Linked DNA regions of Homo sapiens: region 2 is linked to region 1. A link is a contact called in ENCODE Hi-C data. All regions are on one chromosome and are shown on one strand. Each heading gives the region's core, a stretch centred on a gene start or an enhancer-like site at or near the end of the contact. The rest is flanking DNA. Distances are from core to core; before and after follow the strand shown. Region 1 overlaps GRK3 (G protein-coupled receptor kinase 3). Region 2 overlaps CRYBB1 (crystallin beta B1).

Region 1 (3,395 bases), core at 94-2,593:
ACGAACAGATGAAAAAATCCATACACCTTGGAGGAGCATAACAGAGTTTAGAGTATCCACAATGTATCAATCACATGTTCAAGATACAAGCTAAAATTATTCTACAGATGAAGAAACAGAAAATGTGACCCATATGCAAGAGGACAAACCATCAATGAAAACCAATCCAAGATAGCCCAAATGTTAGAATTATCAGACAAGGATTTTAAAGCAGCTATTATAACTGGACATAACAGAAAGGATGTTAACAGAAAATATTCATGTAACGAATAAAAAGATAGGAAATAGCAGCAGAAAATAACTATGAAAAGAACCAGATAAAAATGTCAGAAGTAAAAAATAGAGTATCTGAAAAAAACATTCAATGGAATGGCAGATTAGAGATGCCAAAAGAAAATGCCAATAAATTTGAAGACAAATCCACAGGAAGTATCCAATCTAAAGAAAAGAAAGAAAAAATATTGGGGGAAAACTCAGACAGGGCATCCAGGATATATAGGACAGATAATATCCAAATATCAAATATATATATAATCAGTCTTAAAAGGAGAGGAAAGAAAGATTGAGGTAGAAAAATAATCCTTTAAGAAGTAATGGCCCCTAATTTTCCCAGATTTGGTAAAAAATATATATATAAATTTACAGATTCAAGAAACTCAGCAAACTCCACAAAGGATAAATACAATATCTAAAATTACTTCACTAAAAAGCAGAGGCTGTCAGAATGAGGGAAAAAAATAATCAAGACACTTTTATATCTGTCTAAAAGAAACACACTTTATATATAAAAACAAATTGATAGTAGAACGATGGGAAAAGATACCTCATGAAAATAGTAAGCATAAGACTGAAGTGTCTACATCTGTATTAATATCCAGTGAAGTCAATTTCAAGACAAAGAATATTACCAGAGATAGACACATTTCATATGGAAAGACACAACAATCAAAAATGTTTCTGTACTCAATAGCAGAGCTTCAAAAATTATGGAGAAAATGGACAAAATAAAAGAAGAAACAGACATTCTACAATCATAGTTGAAAATTTTAACACCCTTTTCTCAGCAATTGATAGAACAACTAGATATAAAATCAAAAGAGATGTAGAAGGTATCATATCAACTACCTTGACCTAACTGATACTTATAAAACATGACACCTAATACTCCTCTGTTTTAATTTTTCCACGGGCATTAGAATAAAATGTAAATGTGTTACTCTGGCCCCAAACACTCTGCCTCTCTCTTCAACCTGATCTTATCTCACACTACCTGCCCCTCTCTTCATGCAGTACAACCAGACCACACTAGTCCTGTTTCAGTTCCCCAAACATGCCCAGTTCTTTCCTACCATGTTAGGGGCTCTGTCTTGGCCACAACTTTAGCCTAAAATGCTCTCCCCCTCACCAAGCTTCCATCTTCAAAAGACCAGCCTCTTTAACATTCAAACCTGGGTTTAGATGTCATCTCCTCAGACAGTCTTTGACCCATCAATCTAAAGTGGTCACCAAGTCACAATACAACATGCTGAGTTTTGAGTAGGTTTTGAGTCATTACATAGCAGTTTTTACTTCCAGGTACATTTCCTGTTTATTATTTGTTTCTTGTCTGTTTCTCTCAACCAGAATACAAGCTCAAAGAGATAAGTTCTTTGTATCTGTTCATCTGAACAGTGTCTGGCATAATGTTGGTGTTTAATAAATATTGGTTATGCCAGGAGTAGTAGTAGCTCATGCCTATAATCCCAGCACTTTGGGAGGCTATGGGGGGAGGATCACTTAAGGCCAGAAATTCAAGACCAGCCTGGGCAACACAGTGAGACCTCATCTCTACAAAAATTTTTAAAATTAAAAAAAAAGTATCTGGGTGTGGTGGTACACCCTGTTATCTAAGCTACTCAGGAGGCTGAGGCAGGAGGATCACTTGAGCCCAGGAGTTCAAGACTAGAGGGAGCCATGATTGCACCACTGCACCCCAGCCTGGGTGACAGAGTGAGACCCTGTCTCAAAATTTAAAAAATAATAAATAAATATTGGTTGAATCAGTGAAAAAATCTATATAGTAACTTTACCTTGGAATAATATTTATTTTCTCTTTCCCATTATTTATTTTTAAATCTAGGCATAATGTACATATTTCTATAAGCTGCCTCAAAATCTAACTGGAATAAGAAGTATATAAATCAACACACAGAGCAGTAGCTGTGGGGCATCACTGTTCTATGTGTGTTGTGTATACACACAACCACCCTACAAGACAGGTACTATAATCATTCCAGTTCTTAGCTAAGGAAACCCAGGTAGAGAAAAGCTTTCCCAAGTTTACACAACTAGTAAGCAGTAGAGTTGAAATCCAGGCAGTCAGAGTTCAGCACTAGAACTTTCAACCACTATGCTGCACGTAACGGAACAGCATATTATAGACACTATGGTTTAGAAAGCAATTGTTCATCTGGTGTCCTATTTGAAACTCACAGTTAGCCTGTGAAGTAAGCAGAAGACGATCACTAGCCTCACTTTATAGATGAGGTAACTGAAGTTCAGATATGAAGCCCTCATACTATGACAGCCTCAAGTACAGGGACAGTGTCTGCATTTGTAAGCTCAGGGTCTGACATAAGGTAGATACTTCAGGGTTTGCTGAATGACTTGCCCCATATCCCACAGCAAGTAAGAGGCACCGTTGCACCTAGATCCTAGCTAGGTCTTCTGCTGATGAGTCAAATAATGGTCCAGATGAAAATGCTGACCACACACACACAAGCAGCAGGCACATGGTAGGCATGACATGAGCATTAGACAACAAACAGTGTAAGAATCAGAGGAGTCAGCCATCACAGAAGACGGAAATAGCTGCACAAACAGACTTGCTAGAAAATGTAGAAATTTTCCATATTGAGCTAGACCTTAGAGAAAGCTAGGCTTTCAACAAGCGAAGCAGCAGCATTCTAGGCTGGGGAAAGGACACAGTAAAGTAACAAAAAGAATGGGCTTGGATTTGGGGAATGCTGGTTAGTCAGGTTTGGCCAACGTAGACATTCTATGTAAGAAGGTAGTGAAAACTAACAGGGAGAGGTAGGTAATAAGTAATGTAAAGATACTTTGAATGCCAGGATACGCAGTTAGAACTTTAACATGGGAAATGGGTAACTGTTTGGGGACACAGGAAAGTGGAAATACAATGTACAAAATGTACATTTCAAGATACCTGACAAGAGTTTTCTAGAGATTGGGGTCACAAATCAACAAGCAGAAATTAAAGAAAAATTACTAAACTGACAAAAATGAGGGGTCAGAGAAGAATTACTAATAACTTCAAAGTGTAAAGGCTGCATTGACTTAGAGAAATGCACTTGAGCCCCAAGAGTGGAGGATATCTTCAGCCAAAGAATACAGAG
Region 2 (3,016 bases), core at 237-2,736, 950 kb before region 1:
TGGCACATACATTATGTCCAATCCTCATATCAAACTGAAGAGGGAGGAATTGTTCTCAATCTCATTTTACGGATGAGGAAACTGAGGCTCGGAGAGGTGATCCAATTAGCATAAGATCACACTGGCAGTAAGCCATGGTTCTGGGCTCTGGAGAAATGCTGCTTCTACTATAGCAAAAACTCTAGCCCGGCCGGGCGCGGTGGCTCACGCCTGTAATCCCAGCACTTTGGGAGGCCGAGGCGGGTGGATCACGAGGTCAGGAGATCGAGACCATCCTGGCTAACAAGGTGAAACCCCGTCTCTACTAAAAATACAAAAAATTAGCCGGGCGTGGTGGCGGGCGCCTGTAGTCCCAGCTACTCGGGAGGCTGAGGCAGGAGAATGGCGTGAACCCGGGAAGCGGAGCTTGCAGTGAGCCGAGATTGCGCCACTGCAGTCTGCAGTCCGGCCTGGGCGACAGAGCGAGACTCCGTCTCAAAAAAAAAAAAAAAACAAAAAAAAAAAAAACAAACTCTAGCCCATTACCGAGGGCTGAGAGAGGTCAAAGAGTGAAGTGTCCACTCGCTGTCCCCTCTCCTGGGCGTCCAGCTGCCTGGGAGTAATGATAAGCATCTGTGGCACACCCACCAGGTGCCAGGCACTGACTCGGGACCACACCTAGATGATTCACAGTGCTGTAGGAGGCAGAGGCTATTCTTATGCCCACTTGACAGATGGAAAGACTGAGGCTCAGAGGGGGTGAGTCTCTTACCCAAGGTCACCTATTGGTAAGTGGCACAGCCAGGATTCAACTCAGGTTGATTGAGTTCATTCCTAAAGCTCTTAATCACCATGCTTCACTGCCTGTTCCTGTCTCTGTGGGTGTCTCTGGGCCTTAGTGACTCCCATATAAAACAGGGATAGTCATCCTTGGGCAGAGTGGTTGCCCTATGTCCAGCCTGTGTGTGCTGAGGTCAGGGTGGAGGGGCAGCCCCAGGACAAGATCCACGCAGCTCGTTTGCTCTTGTCTCCCCCACTTTGAAAGCCTGCAAGGGTTCCAGTCATCCTGTATTCTGAGCCCATTCCGAGATGAGCTTTGAGGTCAGACAAGCCTGGGTTTGAGTCCTGACTTCCCCTGTTTGCCTTGTTCAGTGTGCAAGCCTCAGTTTCCCCATCTTTGAAATGGGGAGAAGGATGGCCCTCACCACTCCTCACAGGATTATGCTGAGGTCTGAGGGAGATCATACAGCATGGGCCTGTTACCTTGTGGGCACCCAAACATGGCAGGTGACTCTGATGGTCACGTACCCACCTCCCTGCCCGGTGAATTTAGCCAACTTATCCTGGAGGCTACCCGGGACCATTTCTACCTCCTGCACCCTCAGTGTGGTCAACGCAGCCTCAGCTCCACCCTCAGCCCCAAAACCCAGCTGGAAGCAGAAGCTACCGGATGTGGCCAGCATGGGTTTTCAGGCTTTTTTTGGTACCAGTGACTCAAACCCAGAGTATTTCTCCTCAAACAAAGATGCAGCTGGTGTCTGACGTGTGCCTTGGAGCCGTGCCTGATGGGCATGGAAACGGGCCTGTGGTCCGGGGGCCTGGGTCTGTGTGGGCGCTGGCAGGGCCATGGGAAAAAAAGAATGAAGAGGGTGAGGTAGGCATGGGGAAAGTGAGGAGGCCTGCCTGCCTGAAACCCAGGAGACTGCAGCCTGACACCCAACACCATCATGTGACCTTAGGCTGGGGACTTAACCCCTCTTAGCCTCAGTTTCCATATCTTATAAATTAAAATTCCTGCCCTACCCTCTCTCCCTGCTTGCGGGTTGAAATGAGCCATGGGAGATAAGAAAAGGCATAGATATAAACATTTAAAATTTAGATCCTCACTGGTCCTGCTGAAGAAGATAGGGGAGATTTTAGGGGGACTTGGGCATGGTGGCAAGACCACATCAGTGTCTGTTTTTCCAGAAGCCTAGACCTCCAGTTTCCTTCTCCCTTTAATCAGGAACAGTATTAATTTGGAGGCTTACTCTGTGCTGTATCTGTTCCATGCATTCCCTCTTTTAGGCCCTCATAATCTCCCAACAAGGTAGATGCAACAAAGTAGATGTATCATTTCTTCTCTGTTACTAAAGCTTAGCAGGTGTAAGTGCTGCCCAAATGCATGCAGCAAATGGCAAAGCTTGGATTAGAATTCAGGTCTGTCTGTTTCCAGGGTCTGTCCTCTTAACTCCTACATGAAACCACCTTCCAAGGCTCCCTTCTTATTCACCCATGCGTCTATCCACCCATTTATTCATCATCCATCTACTTACCCATGCATCTACCCATTCGTCTATTGATCTATCCATACATACATCCATTCTCCATTTATACACACGTACCCACCATGTGTTCTCCATCACCCACCCATCCATCTATAAATCTATCCATCTACCCACCCATCCATCTACCCATCTAGCTATCCATCAATTCAACCATCCCTTCATCCATCCCTTTATCCATGCATCCATTCATCTGTCCATCTACCCATCCACCTATCCATCTATTCAACCATCCTTTCATCCACCCATCCATCCACCCATTCATCTGTCCATCCATCCATCTATTCTCCCATTTATTTCTCTTCTACTCCAGACCAGACAGGGCTGAGGCAAATGCAACTCTATTCTGGGAAGACAAACATATCTTTAATTTACTCCAGTGTGGTTAACTCATCTCTCAGACAAAGACCTGAGGCTCCTGTGATGCATTCTGTCTCAGCCCATGGTGATAGCCCATCATCCTTGTCTCCTTCTGGGGAGAGCAGGGTCCCAGCAGCCCCCTGGGAGAAGATGCTAGTGTCAGTGTCCCCTCATCCGTCTCTTTTTTCCTAAGAACTCTTGAACACACGGGGAGCAAAGGTCAAGGAGTTCCTTAGTCTCAGCTTTCTCATCTACGGAATGGGGATTGTCTTATCTACCCCACCTGCACTGCCACAATCCCTGGTCCCTGTAACACAAGCTCACTTCTTGTCCTTAATCAATCTTCACTGGGA

What was found. A loop is a pair of places that touch in the nucleus more often than their neighbours do. Pooled maps may share reads with other maps.
Region 2: a loop to region 1 is called in a pooled map, with 3 times the contacts of the local background. The contact joins two enhancer-like sites. A Hi-C loop is called at or near these places in 2 of 50 pooled maps.

What each region holds. Positions count from the first base shown.
Region 1 is chr22:25,654,944-25,658,338 of GRCh38, reverse strand. The region is part of intron 3 of GRK3 (G protein-coupled receptor kinase 3); the gene reads right to left. Among named protein-coding and RNA genes, the nearest start is that of MYO18B, 86 kb to the left of the region's middle. Within about 2 kb of position 1,343, at least 3 of the 41 ENCODE cell types and tissues checked have a DNase peak (open chromatin) inside an H3K27ac peak, as active enhancers do.
Region 2 is chr22:26,608,946-26,611,961 of GRCh38, reverse strand. The region is part of intron 3 of CRYBB1 (crystallin beta B1); the gene reads left to right. It also overlaps a transcript of CRYBA4 not described here. Among named protein-coding and RNA genes, the nearest start is that of CRYBB1, 7.6 kb to the left of the region's middle. RefSeq lists a silencer at 623-692 and an enhancer at 1,303-1,682. Within about 2 kb of position 1,486, at least 5 of the 41 ENCODE cell types and tissues checked have a DNase peak (open chromatin) inside an H3K27ac peak, as active enhancers do.